Linked DNA regions of Mus musculus: region 2 is linked to region 1. Evidence: chromatin loops called from intact Hi-C (ENCODE). Cell type or tissue: gastrocnemius. All regions are shown on one strand. Each heading gives the region's core, and the rest is flanking DNA. Links, peaks and the distances in the headings are about the cores only.

The links. Peaks named below come from ENCODE experiments on the same cell type or tissue, not always from the same donor. Only the 100,000 strongest peaks of a DNase experiment are listed, where the experiment ranks them.
Region 2: a loop joins it to region 1, with 16 times the contacts of the local background. A loop is called at or near these places in 2 of 42 quality-filtered maps.

Annotation. Positions count from the first base shown.
Region 1 is chr6:53,577,940-53,593,561 of GRCm38, forward strand. All of the region lies in intron 5 of Creb5 (cAMP responsive element binding protein 5), which reads left to right. It overlaps Gm33392 (a long non-coding RNA gene), which reads right to left and starts at 14,937. Exons shown (of 5, transcript XR_377683.2): 1 at 14,908-14,937; 2 at 14,434-14,565; 3 at 13,867-14,063; 4 at 7,732-7,787; 5 at 3,412-6,646. In gastrocnemius, for the core only: no CTCF peak of the experiment used is centred there; no DNase peak of the experiment used is centred there; H3K4me3 peaks cover 418 bases.
Region 2 is chr6:53,707,506-53,723,127 of GRCm38, forward strand. No RefSeq gene overlaps it. Among named protein-coding and RNA genes, the nearest start is that of Tril, 110 kb to the right of the region's middle. In gastrocnemius, for the core only: no CTCF peak of the experiment used is centred there; no DNase peak of the experiment used is centred there; H3K27ac peaks cover 836 bases.

The DNA.
Region 1 (15,622 bases), core at 3,538-8,537:
AAAAGCCTTCAAAGGGGACTTGCTTTGAGTTACAAAGCTGCCCATCTAGTTTCCTGGCTGGAGAGCCACAGAGCAGAGCGGGGAGGAGGAGCCACCAGGAGGGTGGAGTCAGGCAACACTGGAAATCCAAATCCTGGCCCCAATTTCAGCTTGTGATTATTATTTTTTTTTTCTGACACACACCATTACTCTGTTTGAAGTGTCTGCTGTGAGGTTGGTGTTTTCAGAGGGCTGCGTTTTATGGGTGTTGGTAACATCAGAGGCCGTTCCTTAAATTACACTCTGGAAAACTGAAATTGACTTGGCTTAGAGTCCATCCACTGCAGAGTACACAGACATAACAACATAGCCATACATCTTTTCTTCCTGAACCTACGCTGGCAGGAGCGCTTATTAACGATCGGTGCAGCAACACAGAAGAAGAAATCGATAGTCTGCTATCATCCCAGAAACCAGAATGGCAGTTAGATACTAGCCAAGACCTATCTGGACACTTTGCTCTCTCTATCAGATACCTCAAATCCCTTATCATTCCTTACTTTTCTGTCTGAATGGCTGGAATTGACCTGAATATGCTTCCCCTGCCCCCAAAAGCACAGCCTATAAAAACTGTCAAGCAGTCTGTTAGTTATGTATTCATAGGAATGGGAAATGCTCCCAGGAGGCTGCACTGTGATATCTTGTATACTCACATGAGTTACTAGGAGTCTGTGAATCTCTAAAGAATTGACGACATCTTGGGCTGGACCCATGGACTGAGATGGCCAGCTGGCCCTTTTGCTGCCTGTGGGGCTTGCTTATCCACTTGACTGTGTGCTGTGCCCTCCACAGGGCCCGCATCACTGTTAGAGGAGGGGTAGGGAACAAGCTTATTGGCAAAGCCTTGTTCCTTACTATGGTCCAGTGTAATCCTGCCCAGTGAGTGCTGTTAGAGCTAGGCTTGAATCTGGCTCTGACATTTGCTAGCACTGTAATTTTTGACAATCCACGGATGCTCATACTTACATGTACATGCACATATCCACAACTGTGTATCACACACCATCATCACCACCACCACAACCACCACCACCACCATCATCATCATCATGCATCGAGAAATTTTGTCATCAGTGTTCCTTTTCAAGAAGGTAAACTTTGAGCGGGTTGGAGGTGAAGTGATACCTTCCCCATACCATGAGCTGTAGGCTAGGTGACCATTTCTTTATAGATCCGAAGATGAGGTTTAAGATGGGTCTTTAAAGTAGTTTTGTTTCCACTCTAGAAAGAACCAGGGCTTTTGTATCCCTCGCCCTTCAGAGTCAAGAAGTAGAAGTCTTTCATACTCTTTTTTTTTTCCACTACAGCACCAAGTCTTCTGTTGTATCCCATGTCTGCTTGGCTTTCTTATTTATCATAACGCTTTGGTCAGCTCAACCACGCTTTGTAAGAAAGGGCTGATCCCATTTAATTCCTCTGGAATTAATCATAATAGCAGCAATTAAAACAAACTCATCTAGTATGAATGTAGAGATAAATTGCTCTCGCCTTACGTTTCCCCTCTCGGGCTGCTCTCACCAGCATCCACCCTCATACAGATGCGCGGAGGCCTCCCTGCACATTGATGGCTTTTCTGAATCCCCAGTTTGCTCATACAGCGCTACTTTTTTCCCTTCCCTACCTCTGGAAAGGGCAGCTCCAGGGGACGGGTCACAAGCAGCAACATTTGATTTAGATTTTACCCTCACCATCTGGAACCCCTTAGCAGTAGAAAAATATTTCTATTATCCTAATGCACTCATAGAAGTCTTTCCGTCCAACCAACCCACTTCACAGAGTCAGAAACTGAGAGCTCTGTAGATTGTGAAGATGGGGTGGAGAGATCGCTCAGTGGTTAAGGGCTCTTACTCCTCTTCCAGAGGACCAGAGTTCTCTTCCCAGAACCGGGAGTTGGGTGGCTCATATTACTATGTTAATTTCCGCTGGAGATCTGACACTCTCTTCTGGACCTCAAGGAACCGTGCACACACTTGGCAGACATACACAAACACATGAGTAAAAATAATGAATACAAATAAATATTTTTTTTCAAATGTGGAGAGAATGAGTCTGAGGTCATAACGAGATCTCGTAGCAGAGCTGGACCCGGGATCTAAGGCAGAATGGCAGACACACACTTCTATCCCACTGGGTTGCCTTGCTGTTCTCTCTTCGCTAATCCTTCTCCGTCCTTTTCACGCCTCTTGGCTTCTGAGGATAGAGGGGCGAGGGAGAACCATGTGCAGGGTGTTAGCGAGCTGTGCTTCTAGAAGCTGTGTCCCATTCAGGTGCCCAAGCTATTACAGACCCCACTACCCTAATGAGGAAAGAGCTTAGGGGGAGTAAACAAAATAGCTTGCCTAGTTTGCCCTTAACCATAGGGTCTGTGGGGTCTAGTTAATGGGTAGAGCATGCTGCCCCTTAGGCCAGGAGTCCCAGGCCATACATAAGATAGGATAAGCTGACAGACTTCCACCGGTCTCTGCTCCTGCCTCCCACTGTGTGAGCCTGACCCACATGGAGCAGATGTCCACTGAATTCAGAGCTGGGAGCTTCCGTAGCACTATCACCCACCCACCTGCAGGATATGACCTCGGGCCTGCCAGTCACACTGCTTCCTCCCTCCACCTCAACATGTAGGGAAGGGCTTAGACCACAATCCCCAAACAGCCAAACGTTGCGCTGCAATCCCATAGAGGTTCCTGCGCCTCGTGACCACAGAGAGCATGTCACCTCATTACCAATTCTGAAAAGACAAACAACAACAGCAACAGCAACAGACCAGAAGGTAATGCTCAGGTGTTTTAATGACTTCCCATCCTTGACCATAGAGGCAGCTTTTAATTTGTTAGGTTCAGGGTAAGCTGTCTGCGATGTCTGACAGTGCCTTTGTCAGGATGCTTTATGGTAAGATGTGGCACAGCCAGTTAACCCAATTCACCTTTCCATAGCCACTACCCAGCAGCCTGGGATTCAGCTTCCCACGAATCCCCACGGCTCCTTGGTGTGAGATGAACTACTGAACGTCCTGACCTCAGAAGAGTTTCCAACTAGTAAATGATGGTGACGTACTTGGGAAATACACATGGCAAGGCATGCTTGCTTGTGTTTGTAAATCCTAATCAGACTATTTTTTCTTAACTAGCAGTGTCCCTGTGCCTCCAACCCATTTATACACTGCCTATTTCTCCCAAACTCTGGGTGAAGCCTCCTATGGGGTACTAGACTAGTGTACCATATGATCGTATGCTCGTGTTTAAGGAATTGTGAGGCCAATTGATAGCGCTATTGGTAGAATTGTCACCAAGAAAAGTGTGGTTAGGGGTTTTGAATCTTTTTAAAAAACACTATAGCAGCAGCAATGAGGAATTACTTTCTACCCAACCCAGTATACTCTGTGTGTGTGTGTGTGTGTGTGTGTGTGTGTGTGTGTGTGTGTGTGTGTGTGTTGATGCACAAGTATACAGTTGGCACTCGGCACCAGTGGCTGTTATAGCCACGGCTCCAGCCTGAAAACATTTTGGGAAAATTAGTGTGTACTGAACATGTACAGACATTGTCTTCTGTTCCCTAAACAACACAGCACCATGACTATTTACACACCATTTAGACCAAATTAGGCAGCGTGAGTCAGCTAGAGATGATTTAGAGCAAACTGGGCACATGTGAGTGGTTATGTGTAACTACCCGAGTATTTCATCAAGGGGCTTGAGCAGCTGTGCGTTTCGGTGGCTCCCACGACCAATTCTGTGACTGCCTCACAATTCCTTAATGAGATGACTGTGTTCACACATACATACATACAAAGTACTACATATATCATACATATATAGATACATCATACATACATACATACATACATACATACATACATATGCTCTGCCTGCTCTTTATGGAATAGTACTCTGACTGGACATAAGTTGCCATGGGTATCTCCTTCTATCTCCAATGGCTGACACCAGGTTGTACTGGTTTTATCAATTTCACACCATTTGCTCACTGTGGCATTGCACTCGGGCTTGGAAAAGCACTGATGCAGTAGAGCCATCGCTGGTGATGCTTAGTGAGGTCAGGCATCCTGGGCTGAATCCCTACCTATGCCCTAGTGCCAATATTCCTTGCCTGGATCTGTAAGCCTCGAACAAAATGATGGCGTTTGTCTTCAAACTAAGTTTAGCCTCAAAGATCTTTATGTCTACCTTTGTGAGATTACAGCCTGGGAAACAGTGCCCCATTTGGTCCACAGGTCCTGCAGGTCCATAGGTTCTCTACTATTACCACTCAGTTCCCTGGAACGCAATCCACACAAACAATGCCTGACCAGAACTTCTGTTCAGTCCTTCCCGGTTCTGCCATTTGGCGGTTAGTTTACTTCCCCAGTGAGGCTTTCACTGAACAAGATGTAGCAGGCCTGATTTCCACTGATTTGGAGGTAGGAATCCCAATTGCCCCCAATTGTCCCTAGAATCCAAAAGGATCATGCCACTGACTATGCTTCAGTATCACGTTTTGTTCTTAGCGTGTGAATGAGGCCTGTTCAGGGAAGAACGAGTCAAAGTGACCTTTCTAGAGGGTAGGGCAGGCAGGCAGGCAGGCAGGCAGGCAGGCATGTGAGGCTTATTCATGTCATTGTGTCGGCTAGTTTCTTGCCTCTAAATTCAGTATTGATCCTGAGTACCACCCCAGTCATTTGGCTTACACCTGGGATGATACCATCTTCTGGTTCGTAGAAAGAAAGGCCTTTCAGTTCAGAGAGAGAGAGAAAGAGAGAGAGAGAAAGAGAGAGAGAGAGAGAGAGAGAGAGAGAGAGAGAGAGGAGAGAGAGCGCCATACGACTCCCTGCACATCAAATAGTTCTTATAAAGCACCATTTTGATGAGTTAAGTGTAAATGAATTAGAAACATACGGATTAAATTCCCCTTGAAAGACACATGGGTTTAAAAATTAAGGGGGAGAGTGCCTGGCAAGATGGACTTCAGGGCTGTGCCAAACCTCAAACCGTTTGAAAAAAAAAAAAAGGTTTCAGACATTTTTACTGAATGCAAAATGCCATGCCATGGCCTCCTCCCCAGTCGTGGCAGTGAATCTTTTAACAACAATTATATGACAAGAAAAAAGGCCTGTGAGGGATCGCCGTTTACTGACTTCTCCTTAATTGCCCTACCTCTGGAAAAGAATGCAGTCATGGGTTTAAGAGAACTGTCTGATTGACAAACTACAATTTTAAGGCTGGCAATTACTAGAAAATAACCGTCAAAACTTAAAAATACCTGCTGCCCCATGTCAATCACAGCCCTTTCTAAGTGGGATAATAAACTCTAGGGAGCGGTGGAATTGAGTATACTTTCTTCACCGGTGTCTAGAGCCACACACGGCGGCAGTTCTGGTTGCGTGTCTGGCATGATGGTGCCAGTTCCTTGGAGGGAGGAAGGGAAATTGTATGAAAGAAGACTGAAAAGAAAACCCCCTCTGGCTCACGACGGCAGCTGCTGCACAGGATGCCGCATGCTCTGGAGAGAGTGTGGGATGCCATCGCAGGTTGCCGGGAAGAAGCTTGAGTTCTGTTTAGCTTCTCTATTGAATAAGCCATATCGTAACTTCTCCACACGTCAGAATTCTTCCTGGCATGTGGAGACTCGGGAGCAACGTATTAAGGATCAATTATCTCACGACTGTTCTGCATGGGGTGTATGAAGTCGCCTCCAATTATTTTTTACTGGCTATTCCTGACAAAAGCAGGCTGACACTTTTACTGCCTCATTTTTTTTCATATGCAAAGACACAGGAGTGGGTGTACAGAGAGCCAACTCAGTAAGCAGAGAGCAGTTGGTTGACAAGGGCCATTTGCTCTGTGAAGCCATCTTGTTTCACGTTCGCGTGTGAGCCAGGATGACCAAGGTTTAGTTGCCTGCTTCCTTCCTTCCTTCCTTCCTTCTCTCTTTCATTCCTTCCCTTTAAAAGAAAGAGTGTATTCAGTGGCTGCCAATATCAGCTTAGAAACCCCGGGACAATAGTGAATTTTATCGAAAGTTTTCACGCCCATGCAGACCCCCTCTCCCACTAAGAGTATTTCTGTTTTTTAACTTTATTCTGCAAGCCATGAGAAAACTAGTGTTTTGTTAAGAGACTCTCATATAGCACCTTGCACTTGCCTCCAGGAACCAAAATTAATGCTCTGCAGAAGTCCCCTACAAGGAGAAAATGCCACAGAAAACTGCTTCCAAGTGTTCCCAGTGAAAATCTTACCGAACACTGATTGTTAAAATCTGTTTTCTGCGTATCTTACGCCTATCTACATGTTTTGAGCTCAAAATAAAAATAGACAAGGACTAAAAATACTGGAGAGAAAATATATTTATACCAATTTTCTGTCTTGGAAAAGGCTCCAGTTTCTGCAAACAGTAGCGATGAATCCTAGCTCCGTTTTACCTTTCTGTAGGCAGCTCCATGTAGAATGGTGGTGGGAGGGGGGCACTTTTGACTCTGGAAGCTTCCAGTCTCCTGTCCAGGAGTTCTGTCCCTCTTACTCCTAGTATCTGTCTGTCCCCATCTCATGCCATGCCTGCTTCATTAAAAGCACTATCAAATGCTGCTCTTCAGTGGTGACTCAGCTACTTCCCTGAGAATCTGCAAAAGGAGTTGAGAGAAAAAAGTTCTAAATGCCCATTGTTCCCATTCGGGCATGCTCAGGGGCAGCCACCTGAGTCTAACCAATGCATGCTGGCTAAATGGTTTCTATTCGCAGGTGGGGGTGTTGTCATCCAAAGAGAACGTTTTCTTCCTGCATTAAGCTATGGGTGGTGGGAGCTATTTAAAATCCTCCCCACTCTATACCAACATACTGTAACAACCCACCTAGTGTGGGCAGTTAACTAAGCAGAAGTCTTCTGCTACCAAAACCGACCCCTACACATATATCTGTGTTTGCACACAGCCCCCACATGTGCCTGCGGTGTGAGGTTAATCGTTCTTCCCCTGAGCATTTCCTGTGTCTGCTCCTCTGGGCCCTGGAACCCCCCAGGGGGTTGGGTAACACTCTATGGGGATAGCTGCTGTTACAGACGGCCTTCCATACCTCCCTTCTTTCCCTTTATCCATGATGGATTTCTTTAGGGCAAAATAATCTTTTATTCATGTTAGACTGGGCGTCGTTCTTAAAACACAGCTGAAGCTAAATACATGTTTGAGCCACAGTTATAAAATATTTTGTTTTGTATCGGTTGGAACTACCACCAAATGGTGTGTGGGATGCTGCAGCCAGCCTGGATGCTTAGGTCTTGTAGAAAATGTGAAAACAAAGTGTGGTGGGGGAGAGCTGGCGTTCAGGAATGAGTTCCCACTAGGTCTTAGCTTACTCCTCTAACCTGTGTTTATCCAAATGGTCTTATTTATATCTATTTCCTTTTGATAAAAATAGCTCTAAGAAAAGCAAATTTATCGCACACAGAGATGGTACATTTGAGTCTCTGTGGCCCAATCTGTGCAGATTCAGTTAAACGTTCATTTTCTGACTCATCTGACTTCTAAGCTTTCGCTTTTTAAAAAGAGTGCAATTAAGACAGGTTCCCAGGGAATATTAAAAAAAAAAACATAAGTCTCTGAGTGAAGCAGACAAGCTATAGGTTGAGGCCCATATAAGGAGTGTGTGGGCATCTGCCCAAAGGGAGAGCAGCCTTAAGCGCCACTCTAAGCCCACAGGGATGCCAACACACCTTTGAGAAGGATGCATTAGGGATGCAAATTCAGAGTTCCTTGATGATGATAAGCTCTGGAAAGAAAACAGTGAAACTCATTAGAAGGTTTTGGGAATAGGGGAAGCTGAGTCTAGTTTCTGCTACCTATGGCCCAGGACCTTTTCCAGGTTCTTCTCTGCCTCTGACCCAACAATTCTAATAATTTAAACAACCCCTCCCCCAAGAATTCTGTCCATTTTGGATGAAGCCAATTAGCTCATTTGTCAAAGGGCCAACTTTGAAGTTTCATCTGTGTCAAACTTCAGTGAGAGCCATTCTGTGGATGGCAAACCAGCTAGAAACAGGTATCCCATGTGGAGTGTGCTGGGCGCTCTCCAGGTGCTCGTTTTTGTTAGGAAAGTGTGATGTTGGTATGAAATCCATCATTCTTACTCCATGGTCTCCTCCACATGGACAAAAAGGAGGGTTCTATTTAATAAACATGTTAGAATTTCCTATGGACACCTTTAATCATGATCACCTGAGTTATTCAAAATGTTGTCAAATGATATTTATCGTAATGAGTAAGTTGGAGTGTAATTCTTTATATAATCACTCTAAATTTGGAAAAAATATATATATAATTGATTTTTTTCCATCTTCCTTGATCTTCGGGGAATTGTATTAGGATATCATGAAACAAAATATTTGAAGTATGTTTCAAATAATGAACAAAAATTACTTCACTTAATAAAGATGTGGAATTCATTTATGAAGACAAGCACTGGCTGTGGACCAGTGAACCAAAGGGGGTTGCCAGAAGTTTGTCCTGGGCAGCCATTCTTGAATGCCAGCGGCTCTCTGGCACCCCTAAGCTGACTCCACGTTAGGAAAACAAATTCTCTCATCCATATTGGACTTTAAGATAATTGCTTTTATTTATTTCACTTAACACACACCACCAGCACCGTCACCACACGTGGTAGAAGTTATGTCATCTTCCTTATGAAGCAGACAGTGGCTCTGACAACCAGTTATGAGCAATGAATGCCTTATTTATAAAAAAGATTACCCAGCTTATGGGTTTGATGCTTGGGAACTGAAAATAAAAGTTAATTTTTTTTGACCTTTCTGGAGAGTTTAAGCAACTGAAATCACTGGCAAAAAAAAAAGAAAAAAAAAAAAAAAGAAAAGTGGAAAGCACTTAATTCTCATAAGAACAGTTGAGTGGTTGGTTTGGCATTAACCTAAAGGGAAAGTCAGAACTCCTGGAACAAACCATTTGGTATTTTCCCCTTTGTGCTGTAAGAGAAAGAGTCCCAGACTTCAGGAAGCTCTGTTACCAACAGCAGACAAGCATCCTGGTGCTGCTCTGGTCGAATCTCTACAGGTCCATAAACCTTGCGACTCTGTAGGTATTCTCTTGTCTCCTTCTTCTACGTGAAGCACTATGAACTGACAGCAAGCATGAACTTTCCCAATGGTCAAATCAATCAGAATAATTATGTCTGACACACACATCCCCAGTTATCATGGGCTATGAATAGAAGATATGAGGCAGGCGTTGAACAATTACACATATCTACAGGTACAACATGGTATCAAGCAGGGGCTACCACACCACAGACTAGACATACCTCAGACTTAGGACTCGAAGAAAGTTTTAAGAAAATAATGTTTAAGCAAAGGTCTAAAGGATGAATAACAAAATAACAAAAGTGAAGATGGATAGGCAGTCTAGGCATAGGCCACAGGATGAGTCAAGGCCCTGGAACAGGAGAGAACTTGTTATATTCATGGAAATTAATGAAAAGTAGTACTACCTCCAAGAGGTGTAGCACTTTAGCATTTAAAGGATGCTTTCTCTTGGGGGGGGGGGGGGGAACGTCCTAGATGCAAAGGAAACCCATAGAAGAATGTTGATGTACTGGAAAACGTCATGACTAACCTTTTAGTTTACAAAGATATATAAAAGAATGCAGTTAGACTACAGAGGAACAACACAAGAGGCAGAAACTGTTTCAGAAGACCAAGTAAGAGAAGATAGTGTTTGGACCTTGGCAGTGAGGATGGTGCCAGAATGGATGGAGTCCAGGTCAACTTTAGAAGTCTCCACTTGAAGGAACTTGATTGGAAAGACATCGTTATTTATATCTATGCTATTATATCTATGTTAAACTATCATGTTACTACCTAGACTCTGTTAGTTCACATACTGAATATATGTAAAGTTATATGGGACACTCTCTTTGGGTCACAATCTAAGCATGGAGCACTATATTAATCAAGTTTTGTCAGAGAAACACACTAATAAGAAGGAGATGGATGGATGGATGGATAGATGGATAGATAAGTGGGTGAGTGGATAGATGGATAGATAGGTGGGTGGATGAATAAGTGGATAGAAGGATAGATGGGTGGATGGATGAGTGGGTGGATGGATGGGTGGGTGGATGGGTGGACAGATGGATGGATGGATGGATGGATGGATGGATGAGTTAGTGGATGGGTGGATAGATAGATGGATGGGTGGATGGATGAGTTAGTGGATGGGTGGATAGATGGATGGGTGGATGGATGAGTTGGTGGATGGGTGAGTGGGTGAATGGATGAGTGGGTGGGTAGATAGATGGATGGGTGGGTGGATGGATGATGATGATCTCTGACTTACAGTTGTTTGTGGTGCTGGGAACATAGACTCTTCCAGCCTTCTGCTTCACTTTCAGCTCAGGACCCAATAAATCAAATGAGATACTTTACCATAACATAACTGTTAGAATAAGTAATTTTGTTCAAATATAGACTAATATAAATGTTTTAATAATTTTTATGTAAACTCAGCTAAGGTATGACTTGCAATAGTATATGAAATACAGCTATGACTTACAAAATATACTCACAAAGTTGTCATGAGTTTATCCAGATACAGCCCTGTCGTAAGTAGAGGGCTGTCCAACTATCTATCCACCTCCTGTATACCTACCTGACTTAAGGAATTGGCTAATGGCTTATATTATGAAAGTCAAGAGGCTCCAGAATCTGCTGTCCACCAGCTGGAGACCCAGGCGAGCAGGTAGTCTAACTCCTGGTAGAAATCTGAAGGCTTGAGAAAGAGAAGCATCCATGGGATTTGTCCCTTCCCAAGATCTTGAGAAAGAGAAGCATCCATGGGAGTTGTCCCTTCCCAAGATCAAGAGAAGACAAGTAATCATACAGAGACAGCACCCCCTTCCTTTGCTTGAGAACTTTGGTTTCCTTCAGACCCTCTGTTGCTTGATGAACACTCAAATGGAGAAGGCACATTGCTTTACTCAGAGGAGACTTGTCCAGCTGCCCTAGGAATAGTGTTTAGCCAGTTCTCTAGGCAGTCTCTAGCCCACCATATTGATGCTCACAACTTTCACAGGCACTGGGTGACCATCCACAGCTCAGCATAGGACCTTAATGAATGTCATCCCGGCTGCTTAGCAGGCGGGGCCGGTAGCATCTAATACATGATAGTTACAATGCTTCCATTCTCGGGTTTGAAGGATCTTTACTGTTTTCAAAATGCCAGGTTTCCAGCCAGTCCCAATGGACACTGCATTAAAAAGTTAGAGCTATTCATCTGGGAGCCTGTCTTCCAAGACTCCTCAAAATGTCATTCTGCACGATAATAAATGGCAGATACAAATAAATAACATGAAGTTAAACCTTTGTTTTATACCTGTGACTGTACATGAGAAGACATTGTCCCCTCTCCTGCTCTTTAGGACATTGCTTTCCTTCCCTGTTAGGCTTAATGTTAGGGACAACCAAGAAGAAGGGGGCTGTTGCTATTGTTCAAGGAAGTTGGAGTTCTAGAGCACCCAGTGAGAAATTCTTCACCCATTTCCCTTGACTTTTAGACAGATATATTCTTAACTGATGGATTCTTTCTCTGAAATACGCACTTGTTGATCTCTTCCAACGTCAGCTTCCTTAACTATGGGAACCACAGGAACTGATGTAAGTTTAGTGTTATAAAGCTCTTTGAGATTCTTGGTCAGTTGTTTATATTTTATACATAAAGCAGTGGAAGTTCAGAGGCGTTTAGGACTTAGCCCAAGGCCCCCAGGTGAATGAGTGGCTGGCTGAAGCAGTAGTGGCCCTGCGGGTTGTTCATACTCAAACCTACGCCACCAACAACTTAGTTCATTTTACCATTTTACTTCAGATCGACACATCCAGAGAAGGCAGCACTGGAACTTTTCTGTTCTGGGTCACAGCTTAGGGCTCTGAGGAGAGACTTGGCTCTCATCACAGGCCAGTGTAGGGGCTTCTCAGGGAGTCATTGCTTCCTGTGGGTAACATCATGTGGTATGTGCTCAAGTGAACTGCCAGTCGCTTTCAGTTTCTATTTCTAGGGCAGATTTACTCTCTGTAGCTGAAACTGACGTTTACGCTGCCTGCAACCCTACCACAAATTAAAATCAGACCCTGAATCTGTCTGGGGAAGATGTTTATTAAGCTGTAGGAAGACATCTAAAATGAGTCCAAATTACATTTTAAATGTGAAACCCCAAATTCCACATTAATTTAAGGGCAGGAATAAGACTGTCTGGAGAGTAATTTGGGTACAGTACAAGTCACCCCTCTTTGGCACAACACAAGGCCACCAGGGGAGAGAGAAAGGTGCCTCTACATGACTTTTTCTAAAGTATTTCCACCTAAAAGATTTTTTGTTTGTTGGTCTGTTTTTCTCAATGAACTTAAAAGAAAAACAAGCTTTTTTAAAAGACTTGATGTCCTTAATAGATGTAGACATTTAAATTTTTAAATTTTATTTATCCACAACTATTCTATACTTTGTTGGCTTTACTGGTTTTTGAGGCAGAATTGCACTGTGGAACCCAAGCTGGCCTCAATTGTGACCCTCTTGTCTTGGCCTCCCAGGTGCTGGGATGAGAGGTGTGTTCCACTGTGCATCACCCCTTCAAATGTATTCACAAATACGGTGACAAGAGGCTTGGGAGAAACAGCAAAGAAAAACAGGTCAAAAGTATTCAACCCTGGGGCTGATAAGACTGCTCAGTGGGTAAACGAAATGGCCACACAAGCCCTATCATCCGTGTTCGCTCTCCAGACCCCATAGTGGAAGAAAAGACTGATTCAAACAGTCACACTCGTTCATACATGTACATACATACAAGCATGCTAATGATAACTAAGAATAAAGTGAAGCCTAGCTTTCAATGTTTGACCCAGCTAATACAGTCCAATTTATCCAAAATTCAAGTCTTTTTAGGTTTCATTGTTGTTGTTTTGGAGGTTATTTTATTTTGTTTTGTTTGTCTCTCTCTCTCTCTCTCTTTTTTTGCCTTTTAGTATGTAATCTGCTTGCTGTGTTTGTATGTGTGGTGAGTGTGTTCATGCACAGAACATGGCCACTGTCTCTATCTTGCTACTTAATAACAGAAGCAGCCCTGACCCTAGGGAAGCAGCAGCCATGGCCACTTGCCTGTGTGTCCAGTCCATCCCAGGCTGAGAAGGCCTCTGAGATCCTTCCATACAAAGTGCGAAGTATATACCAAGTATCATAATTACAAACTTTATTGCTGAGATTTGATTGTTTCAGATTAGTATCAGTTCAGCTCCTGCAAAGCCAGTAGACTTTGAAGGTAGCTCTGGGAGGTTGTACAAAAGAATGACTTCCTAGAACCCCTGCCCTGCTCCAATGTCCCTTGCTTAAGACAAGGGCTAATCTGACCTGACCACACCTTCCCTAAAAGTCAGAATGCTACTTCATGTTACCATGGTCTTTAAAAAAAAAAGACAAGAAAAATCAAAAATAAAATCATGACAAGTTGTTGGAAGCACGGCTCAGGGTTAGAACAACTGCCTCACATGTGTGAGGACTTGGAGAAAGAATTTTAAAATAAAAATTATCCTTGTCACATATAAATCATAGGGGTACCACTTCGAGGAATTGAGAGACAGGATAGAATATAGTAATCTCATTAAGTCATTCAAACTATAGCTCCTACTGAGCGCCAAACTCAGTCTAGATAACTGACACACTGTGAGAGCCGAAACAGGGCAGTCTGTCCTGGCAAGTTCTCCCAGAAGATGGCAGGCACTCCAGGCATCACAATCATGCACTCAACACACATCCTTTGGTTTGTTTCTGGATTTTTTTTTCCCCACACCCCTTACCTCCAGTCTTATAAAAAATATGAGATTAACTTGTTTTACAGAATGATACTAGTAATGATCTTATTTTCTAAATCAGATTGTATCATCTTCTGCAGAGAATATAGGTTCGCATCGTCCAAGGGCCAAAGATAGTCGGAACACTCTCTCAAATGTCCTTCTAGTGATCCCTGGGACTTTGACGTCACAGCTGCACGGTCCTGTTGAAGGAGAAGCAGCAAGATTGAGCGGAATTGTAGGGTGCCCATGTTCTTAGTCTGTTGCAGAACCAGGAGGCAGCTAGCTGGGCTTGCCAACCAATCCAGGCACTGTACTCATGTTAGAGAATGGCAGCCTGCACAGCTCTGTGTTTGCTGTGGAGCACCCTGGCTAAAATAACTGAAGATAGACCTCATTTAGGATCAAGAGGTCTGCCTTCTCTCCTGCTCCTCCTCCCTTGAGCCCAGGAAAGACAAGAACACAACTATGATTTTAAGAGCCCAACAAAGTGTTAGGCAAAGGTAACACTTCAGCTAGCCATTTGGCTGTCTTTCTCTATGTGCTCTTGGGACATCCGCGTTTCTTACTTACTTCCTGTGACGTTCATTTCTGGTTAAGCTGTTGTTGTTCTGCTTTGATTGTCCTTGGGAGTCACACTGACCACGGAGTCATATGGAAATTGAAGACTGTTCTGTCTCGTCCCACACTTCCCTAATGTGTCTTCTGTTGAGTGAAACAGTTGTAATTCTGTGTTTCCCCCTTTAGGTCATGTGAATTTTCCTATATGTTGCTGGAGCTTTCTCTGAGTTCTCCCTCCCCCATCCCTGCACTGTGTTCAGCCTCAATCTAGCCAGGGTTTCTTCAGCACCTAGACTCATCCTATGGGCTTGGGGAACCTGTACCCTCTGTCAGGGCATAAACTCATTGGGTGTTTACTAAGCTGGGGCTGGGTAGAGGGGCAAAACCTTTTCCTTTGGAGAACAAGGACTCCTTCTAGAGTCATTACTTCATCATTAAGAATAGAAATTAGACTAGGTGTGGTGGCACTTTAATTCTAGCACTCACTGGGAAAGCAGAGGCAGGAAGATCTCTTTGAGTTCTATTCCAGCTTGGTTTACATAGAGTTCCAGAATAGCCATGGCTACACTGTGAGACCTTGTCAAAAAAAAAAAAAGAGGTAGAAGTAGGTAGACTGGGGAGTTATTATCCAGTGCCCTATCATTTGGTTGTCATTTTTAAGGTCCCAGGTTCCCTCCTCAGTATCATCAAATATAATGGAATATAAAATAGAAAGGATAGAATAGAATAGAATAGAATAGAATAGAGCAGAGCAGAGCAGAGCAGAGCAGAGCAGAGCAGAGCAGAGCAGAGCAGAGCAGAGCAGAACAAACAGAACAGAACAGAACAGAACAGAACAGAACAGAACAGAACAGAACAGAACAGAACAGAACGGGATAGAATGGGATAGAATGGGATAAAATAGAATGGGATAGAATACTTGCTCTTGGGAGATTCAAGCTTTCAGCAGCTGGTTGTCTAGACATGTGTGGTGTCCCAAATGTCAAAACTACCCCCTCTAGAGCAGGAACATCTCCCTCTCCTGCAGGCATACTCACAGAACACTGAATTCCAACACCAACTCCTAATGGCCTGGGGTGGAGAGTGTCTCAGATATGACCTCCCTGGAGATGTACAGGAGGGGCTCTTAGCCTCAAGATTCCAGAAGAGATTAGGTAAAGGCATTAGAGAGAGCCTCACAGAAATGAATCCCATGAATCCC
Region 2 (15,622 bases), core at 5,022-10,021, 130 kb after region 1:
CTCCTTTCTAGTAAAGAACAGATAATTTTGTGATTCACAGTAAACTGAAGCAAATTTCATTTTTCTTTTCTTTTTCTCGTGAAAGAAAGAAAAGCCCCCCCCCCCCCCGTGATATTGATTGGATTACTTAAAGTGCCTAACTCACCTTAGAAATCACTAAATTCATCATGTAGAATGGTCACAGCAGAATGAGTTATAACCAGAGTAAATAATAGGAAGAAAGAAAGGAAGGAAGGAAGGGAAAGCCAAGCAGAGATAACCCATAAGAAATGTCAAGTCATTATAGTGTTTATGGAACACCCCACAGCACCCTCACACTCATCTGTATTATTAAGCAAAAAAGTGAATGGTCCGGAGAACAACAGGAAGCAGGAAGCTCATTGGTTCTCTAAGTGTGGTCTGGGTAGCCTCAGCATCATCTTGCCTGGGAAGCTGTAGAAATGCAGGCTCATAGGCTCCACCTCAAACATTCCACACTAGGGGGGAGAGCCAGTAAGCCACTGAAGCTCGCAGGGTGACTAGGATCTGAAAAGCACCAATGCCATGTAGGGTCGGGCTGACCCACCAGGAAGTGTGTGTAGGGTCAGGTTGACCCATCAGGAAGGCAGATCAGGGCAAGGAATTGAGGAACTTCCCTAGAAGAACTAGAATATACGACAAGAGTTCCTGACTTCTTACATCACGGCTCTTATACTCACAGTCAGAGGCAAAAATGAGACTTCTTACTGTTTAAATATCCAAGGAAAAGGCAGGGTTACAATGTAGGACACTAGATAGAAATATACCAGTGATAGAATACTTACTTGACAGGGCTTAATTGCCAGCACAGCAAACAACGACAACAATAATATATTTTAGACATAAAGACTCCGGTAGATGGACTATAAAGATGACTTCTTTGGTATAAAGGCCCTCCACACAATTCTGAGGACCCAAATTATCCCTAGCACCCATGTAAAAGCCAGTGTGGTAGGATGTACCTATAATCCCAATACTAGAGAGGCAAAGACAAGGAGGATGCTGGGTGCTGACTCGATGGCCGGTGAATAGTGGCACAGTGTAAGCTCAAGGTGAGGTGAGAAAGCCTGTGTCTAAAATGGAAGATGATAAAGATAACTTTGACTCTCTGTGTGCATGTGTCTCCCCACAACCAGCATGTGCATCGACATACAACCTCTCACACACATGCATGCACTCATCCAAGAAGACAAGAGAGATAAAACATGTTTCCCCAGGATGAATCTAAGCAGTGGGAAATACTGAGATGTTTATTGGCATGCACAGACACAATACATCTACAAGGACACTGGCAACTCCTCTGCAGAGGCACACATGGTGATGCTTGGTTCATTTTAAGGTGTAAAAACTAGCTCTAGCTCAGCCGTTGGGCCATTTCGATTCATTCTTGTTAGCTTACAGTTTCAGTTTACAAAGCACTTAATGAGCACAGCATCTCTTATTCATCCTGCGGTATGTTCAGCTCTTTCAACTAATGGATGGATTTCTACTCCCTTTCCAAGTATTCACTTATAAGATGCATTTGAGTTCCCTTTTTGTATGCAAACAGCCAAATCATGCAATTAGGACTTGCCCACTTCTCCAGAACAAGGGGCCAGAACAGACACAGGTCAGGACTGTGCAATTTTTATGTTCAGGCGCATCCATTAAACCAGCCGTGGGAGACTCACTTAAGTAAAGTGCAGTATTCTTTAACAGCTGCTTTGCCACACAAAGAAAACCAGCATTGTGACACCTCCCTGTAGCCTCTGTATCTCTTGAATCGAACTTTCAATGTCAGAACAGAGATTAAAATGATGTCACTTAATACAGAGCGCTGCTCTTCTCTCTCCTCCCTGGCTCGCAGTGTTGTGTGTTGAAAGTTACCTTTTAAGGCTTACACAATGTTGATGATGTGTCCCGATAGTGACACGTAAACAAGTAGCAAAGAGTGTCTGACCATGAATGAACCTGAGCAGTCCATTCTCCAAAAACTGGGGAAATAGACACACACACACACACACACACACACACACCCTACCCCGTTCCATCCTAATCTAGATGTAGAGTAATCTGATCCAAGAGACTTCGCCTCTAGGGTCACTTAGTAAGATTTACCACAATTGTGAAAAAAAAAAAAAGACAGTGGATGGGTGATGCTCAACTCAAATATTCTCCAGGAGCCGTAAGAATACACACACGCATCCCATGTGCATCCTTTCTATTGCTTTTTAGTGGGTAAACACCGAATTACTGTGTTCACCTTACTACTATTGAGTGAAATATGGAGGACAGAAGAATCACAGATGCCCACAGGCTTTTCATCTCACGAATGGGCGTCTTCCTTGGTGAGTCATTCCGTCCCTTAGACCAGTCAGTTCTGGAGGAACAACTCCCTCATTGTGACTTAGAACCTAGTTCCTCTCATAATCTCCATTCGATGCCATGTGTCTGCCTTCGGCCTTAATTATAACCCGGCCCTCATTTGCACTTACGTTAAATAAAGAGTATGCAAAGTAGTTACTTGTTCCAACTCCCAACCATAAGCTAAGCGTGGCCTCGGAGTATGGGGTAGGTGTGGCAGGGACCTCATCCTTAGCTGCCATGCCTCCCTCTGATTTTCGGTTCTACTAGATGTCAAGCCAGGCAGTTTTGTTTTCAACATAACACCTGAACCTGCCCGTTTGCCTTGCCTCCCCTCTCCCTGCACCTTGCTACCTCTCAGCTAGACGACTGTGGCATAGAATGGCTACCATACAGCCATTCCTTTCTAAAACTGCTTTACCATCCACTCACTCCTTCAAACACAAACATCTCAGTCTTCTCTTGATGAGGACCAACAGGTTATTATTCTTCAGTGATAGGTTCCTGAGGGGAAGGGGGCAGAAATCAGTAATAACAAAGAAGATAGGACATTTGGGGTTAGGAGATCTTTCATTAAGCTACAACTTGTGCTAAACAAGTTTACTAAGTACAGCATCTTATATACAGTCTGCAGGGGACAGGGCCAGCAGAAAGCTATCCTACAATAGGACAAAGTCAGCAGGAAGGCTATCAAGTAATGACATCCAAAGGGAACACAGGATACCTCAAGTATGCCGAAGACCAAGTACCCAGCGGTCTTGGGACTGATAAGTACAGCCCTTCAAGAGAGTGAAAAGTCAGGTTCCTAGGATCCAGAACCCTGGCACCCTTAAGGCCACAGCCTCGCTACTGGCATTGCCAAACGTGTTTCTGGTTTGACACACAAATCTTAGTTCCTTCTTATACACCAGGGAAAGTCCAAGACAGGCCCAGCCCACAGCGCTCCCTGCTTCCCTTTTGATGCCTTCTTCTTTTCCCCTGACATGACTGCAAATATTTACACAACACATATATGTGTGCAGACAGAGGCCACTCTAGTACAAACACACACACCCATTTCTAAACTGAACTGCCTTCTGTGGCTCTTCACTAAGCTCCAAGCAAATCCCAGATTCAGGGACTTTAATACATTGACAATAAAATTCTGCAAATTCTCACAAGCATGTCTCCAATCCTCCACGTCTTTTCCCACCTTCCTGCTTCATTCCCTAGTCCCAGGAACGAGGATCACCATGCAGACCTGCCCCTTACCCGGGAATGAATTTGTTTACAGACATTCCTCTGTCAGGAATCCCTTTGCTCACCCCTTCATCCTACCAATGCCTGTCAAACTCCCACGTCCTCCAAGTTCAGGCCCAAGTCCCTTACTGAGAATTGCAATGTGTGTTTTTATCTACTCTCATAAGGTTTTAGTAGTCGTTTTACCGTAGTCTATCACAGTCTGCTTCATGTCACTATTTACATCTCTGTTTCACTCACCTAGTAGAATATCGCATCTGTGGAACTGTGTTGTAACTTACTCTTTTCTGTTGTCTCTTATGGTACTCAATACAGAGCTTGGCATTGAGACAAGGTTTGTAAATGTGTTTGAGTATATTTATATTCTACTAACTTCTATAATAATGCCAATAACTCCCTCCCTCCCTCCCTCCCTCTCTCTCTCTCTCCACACACACACACATACACACACATACAAACACACACACGACCTCAACACAAAACAAAATATAACAGTCTTATTTAAGAGTATTGGGAACCGATTGCTCAGATATTTCATCCAATATGAAAGGCCCCTCTTCCCCCCGACAAAATCCAGTAGAGAGTCCAAATGTGATGAGCATGTAACTTGTGAAACCTCAGAAAAGCTCTTAGCCATTCTCCTTTGGGTACACTGACCTTGTCCTGGAAGAAAATAATTGATCCAGGAGTCTAAGAGCTCTCCACCCTAGGACACATGCACACATCCCTGACATGCATACATCCCTGACATGCACACATTCCTGACATTCACACATCCCTGTCATGCACACATCCCTGATATGCACACATCCCTGACACGCACACATCCCTGACATGCACACATCCCTGACACGCACACATCCCTGACATGCACACATCCCTGACACGCACACATCCCTGACATGCACACATCCCTGACATGCACACATCCCTGACATGCTCACATCCCTGACATGCTCACATCCCTGACATGCTCACATCCCTGACATGCACACATCCCTGACATGCTCACATCCCTGACATGCTCACATCCCTGACATGAGGCTCCTTGACTTGCATTAATCTCAATGATGCTATGGCTCATGCAATCCAGTGGGTCCCAAATTAGCCAGTTTTTCTGACCTCCCACTCAGTAGTGGCCTTGGGGCTAATATTTTACTGGACAATCATGTTAAGTGCTACAGAGGTTAAAAGGAGCTTTCTGTGTTGACCATTCCATTAGACTCTGTTGATAGGCCATAGTTCCTGGTTACAGGCTCAGAGCACAAGGCCACCTTCCCATTTAGTCTGGGCCCTCCGAACTGTTCTCAGTCTAGATAAGAGCAAACATCTGTCTATATTTTCCTCGTTACAGCAAAGACACTTCTTGATGTAGAAAGTACAGAAAGCTCAAAGGTGACTCGCCGCAGAAATGCAATTAAAGCCCTAAAATTTTACAAGAAAACCTCAGCGAAACCAACTTTGAGATTTAAGGAGAAAGGCAGAGAATGGGGATTTTAAGTTGTTAGACAAGAAACAGAATTCTTTTTTTCTGTGTTATCTCGGATGGTTCCTTCCTGAGACGTGGGTTCTAGAACCAGAACAGCCCTAACCCTTTACTGGCAAGAGCTGCTCAAGACGCTGGTCATCTATGTCCCTTATTTTTAATAAGCATCCAACACTATTCACAAAGCTTCGATGTTGAATGTTCCTGTGGACTCCTATGCTGAAGGAAACATGGAAAACACCTTCCTGGCTTTAACTTTCAGATTTTCTGTCACTGGTAAAATATATTTAGAGAAATCTGCGTGTGCTTCCTGTCTGACAGATGAGTAGGATCTGAAAAGTGGGACAGTAAACCATTCTTTTATGCTCTACAGCAGAACCATTGCTGCTTGCCGGAGGATAACAGTCCTCATCAAGCCAGGCTTGGGCAGTGTCTTCCTCGATCCTTAGCTTTGTTTATAGAAAGATGGGTGGATGACTTGATATTGATTGATTGATTGATTGATTGACTAACCTACTGATCGATTCTTATAAGCGTCTGCACATCAGGGGCCTGAACAATAGAAAACCATTCAGGTCCACGCAGACCAACAGTCACATTCATAGAGGAGCTGCTGTCAGGGAGCCACAGAGACAGAAATCACCATTTCTGCAAAGGAGAACAGCATTGCCTCCTGTGGTTTTATAGCTTCCTCATCCCCAGCTCTCTGCATTTGAAAGTACAAGCTCTGTAAGTTGACTTGTACAGAATGAAATGTTCCCTCCCCTTGAGGGCAACAGTGAGTGGCTGGTTCTTAACTCCTGTATCTGTAGGATGTGACTGAGTTTCCGGGCAAGTTCTGCTCCGAGTGGGAGTGGCGCGTATTCACCGAGTCAGTCCGTTGGCATCGTGTAACTGAGCTTAAGGAGAAGGGGAAAGGGTGTAACTGGCAGCATGCGTGTTTCTTAATCTACAAGGCCCTGGGCTTGATCTCTCATCCCACAAAAGGAAAGAAGGAAGGGGAGAGGAGGGGGGGAGGGAACTCAAAAGCAGTGTGGCCGAGTTCAGTGGGAGAGCACTTGCCCAGAAAGAGTTAACAATTTCATTCTACTCTGTTTCTGGCACTGGACAATTAAATAGATGAATACGTAAATAGTCTTAGAGATAAATAGAACCTGGCTCAGCGGTGATCTGCCTTTTGTTCTTGGAGACCAATGACCGTTGGAGCCCCTAAACTTTGTGTAGTTTGTATGGCAAAATGGTTACCGAAGTATCTGGGGTTCTGGTGCTGCCAAAACCCCAGTCCTACTTAGACTTAGGCTGCTAGCCTGCCTGTCTGCGTGAAGATGAAAGAAAGGGCCTTGCTGCTCTCTTCTATTCATTCCCAGGACAGAACTTTTTCTTCATCTTGTCTTTTCTCTTTCTCTCTCCTTCCTTCCTTCCTTCCTTCCTTCCTTTCTTTCTTTCTTTCTCTTTCCTTCCTTCCTTCCTTCCTTCCTTCCTTCCTTCCTTCCTTCCTTCCTTTTTGTGAGATGAGGTTACAGACGAATATTGTAAATCCTTTCCAAGCTTAGCTTATAGAGTCTTCAGTATGACCCAGCAATGCTGCCTTTCATGGACTCTGCTTCTAAATATGGGGAAACTGCAGTATAAACCATCAAACAATGAAGAAAGCCTTATTTTACTTATTTTTCGTATACCCTTCAGGGATATAGTGAGTCCTACACAAACGAATAGAGTCGAGTTTCTATCCTTCTTCTGATCTCGAGAACTGGGTTACCAGCTCCTGAGTTTAAAATCTCCCAGAAAGCCTTCTGGCCACTCTGCCACTGGTCGCACAAAGAACAGATTCTCTAGAATTACTCTGTGTGTCTAGACCACTGCTCCCACCTCAAACTGAGGTGCCCTCCCCAGCCCCCACCCCAGAGGCTTCTAGAAGACGCTTACCTCACCAACACATTAGGAATACATTAAGGCCTGCTGAATATCCACCCTTATCCCCTTCTTCCCCGCAACCCTCACCCCGCGGCCCCGCCTGAGACCAGGATTCATGGCCTCTGACTTCATTCTGCTTGGAAACCAGCAACCGGTGAGACCGACCAAGAAACTTGTCATCAGGCAGGGCCTTTGTGAGATGGCAGTCTAATTAGCCATTTCATATTTTTGTTAATTCTCTTGCGATTCACGTTAAAAATATGTTCCATGAATGGCCGCCTGCTGGGAGCGAGGAGCCCCTGTCACTCAGCAGTTGCTCAGTGAACTAATAAATATCTGAGCCAGCAGTCTCGCCTCCTGCCTCAGTTCCCTCTTTCCCACCCGACAGCTGTGTGAGACCAGACCCTCACACCACTCTCCATACCCTGTGGGGTCATAAGGATTACCAAACCAGGAAGGGAACCTCGCCCACCCGGGAGTCTCCACTCTGCAAGTTTCCTTCAGAGGCCACTCTGCCTCTTGCCTATGAGGTCACCCAAAGACGGGCGTGGAGGGCTATCTTCAAGCACGCGTTATCATAAGCAGCCAATCCCCTGAGAGGATTTCAGCATTGGAGACTCCTAAGGGGAAAATGCCACTTCATCTACTAAGCCACATCAGCTGGAGCTGGGAGGCACCCAGCTCACATCTGTGGAACAGCTTGGACCAGGACCGTGTGTTCTGTCAGTGTTTAGGTGGGGCCCACTCTGCGGCCCTTGCCAAAATTTCAGCCGGGTCCTCCCTGCTTCCCACCCTGGCCCATGTTCATCATCTCTACTGAGCATCTCAGGAAAGAAACAGTAACCCCCCCCCCCCCAAGAGGCTCAACCCATCTTCTTCTGCCTTAGGAAAACAGGCGGGAACCATCAAAACATGACAGGGGAAAAAGCTATTTGGGCAACCAGCTCTGTAGTCATCTCTCTCATGATGTAGCCTTCTTACCCCGTGGATTGCAAAGGGAGACAGAGCAGCTAACAGCGATTGGCTTGTTCCTACCCACAATAAAGCTGTGTTTTCATGTAGGACGAAGGGTTGTAGCCCAGCCTATAACTGGAAATTTCAAAGAAAGAAGAAAATTCCATGCCAACACTAGAATCACCTCCATCAGTCTGCACTTGGGGACCAGCGAACTAATTTTTCTTTCTAGAACTTGCTGAGAGATTTCGTTAAGAGGGTTCATCTCCTTTTGTATACTGCTAGTGATATGCAACACTAGGAGTGGATCTTAGTGGTTTTAACTTCTTAGAAATTTATAAACAAAGTCGGTCTTTCTTTCCGAGTGCAGTAGATAAACTGCAGGGGAGATGAAAACTGCAAACCCACGGCTCCTGGGACAGAGCGTGATCAGAAAGGATGAAGCGCAAACCGGCGATTTTGCTATCCTCCCGTGGCTCTCTTGTTTTTAAGCAATAGTGATTTGAATCTACAGAACAATAATCACACTCAAGCCCGTTATTTCAGTAAGGAAGAGTTGAGCAAATGAGCTTCGTAAACTTCGGTGTCGCTGCCCAAACTTGGTCTAGGAACAGGATTTTCTTGCAGCAGTAATAGCCTCCAATAGACGCTCTAACTGTGGTCCAGACTGCCTGGCATCTGATGTGCGGCTGGAGAGTGGTGTGTTCTACTTCCCTAACTCATGAGGAATGTAACAAAAATCCACATATTTGTTTAAGTTCTTTCCCTCACACTTAAAATATTAGCTAAAGAAACCAAGTTTACTTTAGAACAATTTGCGCAGACCCTTTAGAAACAAGCTAGCCAAGCAGTGTAAAGACGTGATGCCAGATAGGCTCTTGGTGGCTGCGGGAACCGCTTTCTAACTGGTTCTTGCTGGGCAGGGATGTACTTCTTCCACCCTGAATACTGATAATAGAAAATACTAACAGAGTTTCTTTTCCATAACTAAACTATTATGTTCATATGAGCACAACACTTTACATAGACAGTAAAAACCCTGCAAGTCATAATGAGAAACGGCCTTGCTTCTGAGCCACGGTGTTTTAAGCAATGTTGCTTCACTTCGTGCAGTGTGACAACAGGATTAGTGCGCATGTTGTATGTTGATAGCTTGGTCTTCAGTGAAATCATGGGATGTGAACTGTCCACACTGCCAAAAACACCCTAGACTCATTACTTGTTTGATTTAACATTAATTTTCATTTTTTTGCCTTTAGAAAGCTCTTAGTGTTGCCAAAATTTTTACAACACCCAATATTCTATTACATGGCCCAGGAGGTTATACCCCCATACTTTAAGAATCTGTGGTATGTACACATACTTTGCTATTTTTAAAAAATATGTATATATGTATATTTATTACAAAATATATACAAAATGTATACAAAATAATATATATAATTTATATAAATACAACATATGTATAGTGAATGTGCAAAATATATACATATATTATACATAAAATCTGTTTGGACTGATATATGTAAAAGTGGTAACTGGCTATTCTTGGTAAATGACTATTCTTGCATGCTAGGCAGAATTATCAGGGATATTTAATACACTCTACAATTTTCTATGTGGTATGACTTGAATTTTAATTTGGAACACCCATTACTTTACATTAAAAAGAAATATGTTGGGGCTGGAGAGGCGGCGCCAAGCTGAAGGACATGTACTGCTCTTGAAGAGGACCCAGGTCCATTCTCAGCATACACAGAAGGCAACTCACAACTGTCTGGAACTCCAGTGCAGGTCATCTGCCGACCTCTGGCCTCCACAGGCACTTACACACCTGTGGTGCACATAAACATATGCAAGCACACACACATAAATGAAAATAATAAGCAAATGTTTTTTAAAGGAAGAAATCTGGGCTAGAGTGATGGCTTAGTAGTTAAGAGCACTGGCTGCTGTTACAGAGGTCCTGAGTTCAAATCCCAACACCCACATGGCAGCTCACAGGCATCTGTAGCCGCTGTAGTCCCATGAGATCTGATGCCCTGTTCGGGTGTGCAGATATAAACATAGACAAGACAGCTGTACACATATAATACATAAATAAATAAACCTTAAAAAGGAAAGATTTATGTTTTTATTGAATATATTTTCCCTAAAACTGATGTTGTGCACATTTCTGAATTGTATTGGCTCATTATTTCTTCCAACAATAAGATCCTTCTATAATCAAAAAGGCCTTGGTCCTTGAAGGCACTTCTATAGAGGAAGCATGCAGAATATCCCTTGTAAATGGCAAAGGCCTGTTGAACTGCAGACCACTAGTGAAACATCAGTGCGCCACATCGGTGTTCTAAACATTTTTTCAGAGTAAATAGTTTTTGGAAATATTATAGAAATACCTTATTAACGAAAACCCTACAAATTCAGAATTTATAAAGTCTTTTGAGATGAGTGAAAATTGCCTTTTTGAGTGTCGGTAATTATGATAGATGCATTAAGCATCCCGTTGGCTGAATGTCAGGGTGAACACTTCATTTCCTGAGAGGACACACAGCTCGCTTCTTACTCTCTGTGGACACCCACTCCGTGCACAGCCACGTGATTAATAAGCACATTCTTTGATAATTATTATCGAATGACCAGATAGCACGAGGCTCGAATGCACATAAAGCTACTGCTTGCTAATGGAAGTTATCAATGGTCCTTCTGCCAAACGGCCTTGGACGTCATCATATGAACAGTGTTCTTTTCATTCTTAAAACTAATACAACTGCATTCTTCTCAGGCTTTGAGCTACATTTTTTTTTCTTTCTTTCCCTTGATTAGTCTGTAAGAGTAGCATGTGCTAAAATGTCAGATATAATTAACAAAGTTTAAACAGACATGGGGAATGTTAGGGGAGCTGTGATCAAAGACATCTTACCCAGAGACTGGTTCCTTTACATGCTTTGCTTTTGGAGTCAATGATCCGAACTCATTGATCGTTTCTTTTCATGGCAATCAATTCGAGTCACTCCCACTTGAAATGATCCTATCCTATGCACGGAGTCTCTAGTCTATCACCCTTTTCATAGTAGAGTCTTAGTGAGTATTAGTCTCTGCCATCATTGAGTTACTTTCCATTTGCAGAGGTGATAGTTTTGCAAGGAAAGAGCCTCGGGAAGCTCCAGAGGGTCAGACGCCCTGCACAGGTTCCTCATTAGCTAACGGCAGTGAGTTCAACAACTGAGAACAAGTGTGTGGCTCCACATTGCTCTTTAACCGCTTTCAGTTTTCCATAGGTGAAGAGAGATCAAAGAGTAAGCCATAGGTTATACGCCTTCACAGACCCTATCTCACCATCAAGGAAGCAACTAAACAGTCTCTTACAGCTGCCATACATAGTCGTCATCTTCCAGATCTTTGTGAATAAGGGGTTAGAGGAGGCGAGCATGCAACATTCCAGAACACCTGCTTCATCATGCTTCTAATGTGGCAGCAGGCACATACACAAAGCGACGGGGCGGCATGGTGACATTGTCTTGCGTGTATGTAGTAGACTTTGTGCCCTCTCTCCACTTGCTGCTGTTTGGATTCCTTTTCCCATGGCACACAGTTCCACAGGAAGCCTTGGCCAATAGGATTTAATCAACGCAGAACGACAAGAGGATTGTACTTAAGCATCACTCATTCTTAAGAGTGGATTAAAATCAAGTATTAGAAGAATCCAGACTCGGACCTCAGTGTCCATGCACAAGGCTTTCCCCTGTGGCCTGTGAAATCAGAACTCAGAAATCAGCAGTGAGGGACAGAGCTTGCGAGGGTGACTTATGGTAGGTATCGAAGCAGCTACCACCATCACTCCAGATTGGGTCAGGCCATCGAGCCTTGGTGTCCTTCTGGATATCTAGCTCATAACGGGGTAAAGAAGAGATGAATCCCCTTAAGGCTGCATCTTATTCTCACTTTTGCTATTAACTAATGTTTTGCAAAGTGGTAGGAAAATGTCAGAAGATGATTAATTCGAAAATTTCTGAGAATTGGAAATCTGTCCACCTCCCCTTCCTTATTTTTTTCCTTCCACTTATTTATTTCTTACATTTTGATAAAATATAGCATTAATTGCCATCTTCTCAAAATATTTCAGCAGAGCAAAAAACCTTCCCCACCCCCATCGGATTCTTGGTTTGAGTGAGGACGAAGGACAGGGAAGAGACGAAGCTTGCTTCTGCTAGGCTCTCACGGAGCTTGAGGGTTCTCCGTGTGAGAGAGCATTCCTAGACTCTATTTTCCACACCTAATAATTCACCCTCCCAGGCCCCCATGCATGTGTTTATCAAGGTTGGTACCTTCACCCCCCCCCCCAATTATGTAAAATTCTTCACTGCCTTTACTTCCTCTGAAACAGACCAGCTCTTTCATTAAGAATATTTATGGGAAATAATGTATTTGTGGAGTTGAAGGCCAAGTCAGTTGTCTGGATGCAAATGTGCAGTTGGAGGGTTTATCAACAACACTCACTAATGGAAAGTACTAATCAAAACTTTTCTACAGCAGTAAATTTTTATATTTTAACCACTGGATTCCAATTAAATGTATTCAATATAGCAAGCTTTGATTAAGCAAATTTAAAAAGAGATTATGTATACACCCCTGTGAAAAACAAGGCAGGCTAGGTATGCAGACACTTGTATATTCTTAATAGAAGTCTTTACCTGAAGATAAAAACCCAATAAATTGTGGCCCATAATGTGCCTTGGACCGTGTTGATTTACCTGTATTACAGAGTCAGCAGAAATCAGTCTTACCAGGTACACACCACACTTATATATTCCGTGCGTATAAAATGCATATAAAAGATCCTTTTTTCTTTTTATAAAGAATTACTGAATTTCATTAGGGCAAGTTTTGCTCTAAAAAAAAAAAAAAAGTTTCTTTGTGGACTGTGGAACACACTGATTGCAAATAAATGAGAGCCTGTGCCCGTGCCTGTAAAGGGAGGAAAAACGCTTAGTGTGGAAAAAACACCATAAATACAAGATTTGCCCATATCCTACCATACAGTTAGTAAGATCTTTAAAAGCTTCTCCCTGCTTTCACTGGTATATAAATATTTTTCTAAATGACTCAAAAAAGATATTATGTTATTTAATTGAGTCTGCTAGGAGAGGTCTGGGGACAGACGAATGAAAATCATTTGGGATTTTTTTTTCTTTAAAAAAAGTCATTTTCCTCATCTTGAGGATTTAAACACAACATCTCTGCACATTTCCAATAAAAATGTCACAAACTTTTCATATGTGGGACCCCCTCTCCGTGTTTGAGTTCTAGGATTAGTTGCAGCCTTAGAAAAATATTTAATTCTCTTTATTCTGTGACAAGGCGTAATGAATCCAGGCTGAGTGTCTTAAGGAAACTCAAGAAACCTCTTGACAGCAAGACGGCTCCCAGACCCCCGTTCCTGTCATGGTTTTCCAAACCCACACATGAGCTGGACCCACATCTGAAGAGAAGAGAAGGACGGGGCTTCCTTCCCTGACCTTTGCTGTATTTAAGTATGAATTGTGTTTATTGCTCAGTCTCTCTGAGTGTCTAAATGCCCCTTTTGGGCACAATTTAGACTTCTCAGAGTGCATATAATAAATGCAGAGACGCTCATTACTTCTGTCTCTTATACCCCATCTTGCTCACTGCCCACCTTTGGGGGATGTAAAAAAAAGCCATACCAGCCTTCTTCTGTCCTTGCTTTAAAATAATGTCACTATGTGAAAATCTTGATAGAAGTCCTGTAGTGGCTTTTCTTTCCTTGAAAACCCATAATGCCTTTAAAGGTGTTCCATCAGACACTGCACGTTTAAAGAGAAGTGAGAGGCACGTGATATTATGAATCCTTTTAAATCTCAAAATTCAGGGGGACAAATAAAAACGATTTGTTTCTTGTCTTGGGATCCTAATTTTATAGATGGAAGAGGCTGCTATTGAGACGACTATTTTGTAGAGGAGAGTGGCAGACCTTTCCAGAATTTGGAAAGGGAAGCCTGGACCAATGGGGCTGTTTCCCAGGTGACTGTTGACGCTAGTTCTGCGTTCCATTCCTGTTTCAATATACTTTTCCAAACCTCGGGACAGTGGGAGAACCGATCCAGGCTCAGAGGAGGTTGGTGAGTGTCTCCAGATATCCTCTTGGGCAGCCTGCCTTGGGACCATCTCCCAGCCACCAGCCTCTCCCCGGCAGAGGAAAGTGTGTGCACCAGCCATTCTCTGACTGCAGTCACTGAAGCCTTTAGGTTAAAGAGACAGCCTGTGTAAGTGTCCTAGGGTAGGGAAATCACTGCCTGAAGGTCACCTGTTGGGTACCTCCTAAGGTCGTTTCCTCAATTCGGGCGCCCTCTGGCGACGCCATGGGAAACTGCACCCCTTGTAAGGTGCGTGCAGGGACAGAAGGGATGCTGTCTGTTGAGTTTGACCCTGCAGGACCGACTAACTGGGCTCTGTTCTTACCTGAGTGTTTCAACATCGCAAAGCCTCAGGCCACAATCTACCCCAATAGTCTTAGATGATACTGCACCTCCAACTCCAAACAGAACCTGGCAGTTTCCTGCCTTCTAGTACTGACCTGCTCCCCTGCCTCGCCCCCTCCCCACACCTGCAGACCACCACATGATCTACCTATTCTTTTGTTTATATTTACCCCTGGTACATCTTTTGATGTATCAATAGAACAAGCTAAAGTCCCCTTGGCCCATCAGACTCTAAAGAGGTTACTTGTGAAGCCACTTGCGGATGCTATTGAAGTCACTATCATCTGCATTTAAGTAACGGCGATTACACTGGATCATGTGAGTGGGCCTATATCAACTGGAAGACTGGTCGAAGCAGGCTTGAGGCTTCCAGAGAGGACAGAGACAAGATCTCCATAGGTGGGCACTAGCTTCAACTTCCCGAGTCTCTCTGCCTCCCATCTTCCTTCCTGAGGTTGCACAATGAAGTTCAGCACTGCTCATGCAGTTTAGGCATAGGGCAAGTCCATTTCTCCTAGCGTGCCTCTTCCTATAGTTATGGTTGAACATTACCTGACAAAACTCACTCAGCAGACATCAGGAGCAGCATGAAGGGAATCCAGAGTACCAGCAGAGTACCAGACAACTGTTCTGATTGTCTGTTGGTGCCGCCAAGGGCCAGATGACTGGATTGTTCATTTATCTGGGATTCAGTAATCCCAGCTGGGTAGAGACAAGAAATTGGGCACTGAGTGGAAGAGGAGAGGGCAGGAGTGAACACATAGAGCTCTATAGGGCAACAGGGTAGTTTTCAAACCTGGGCCAGAAGCCATCTTTAATTGATGGTTTGTTGTGTGTGCTGGTGGCATGCGTGGAGCTATGCAAGGATACAGTAAGAGGAGGTGCCTGTGGAGGCAGCAGACAGCAGCCTGCCCTGAGGGCCTTCAGTCTATCATCACTGGAGATAGAATGTTTGTTTACCCCACGGTCAAGCTTTCTGAGTCATCTGCCCACACAGTGCATTTTCTTTGCACTCACTGTTTCTATGTATGGCAAAGGGATGACACTTGCCGATAACGGATCAGAGCTGTAGAAAGTTGGCAACAGCAAAGCAAGCCAGAATGGGGTGGGGGGGGGGGGAAGGAGCCTCCTTTGTGAGTAGCAAGACCACTGGTTCTAGGCCAACCTG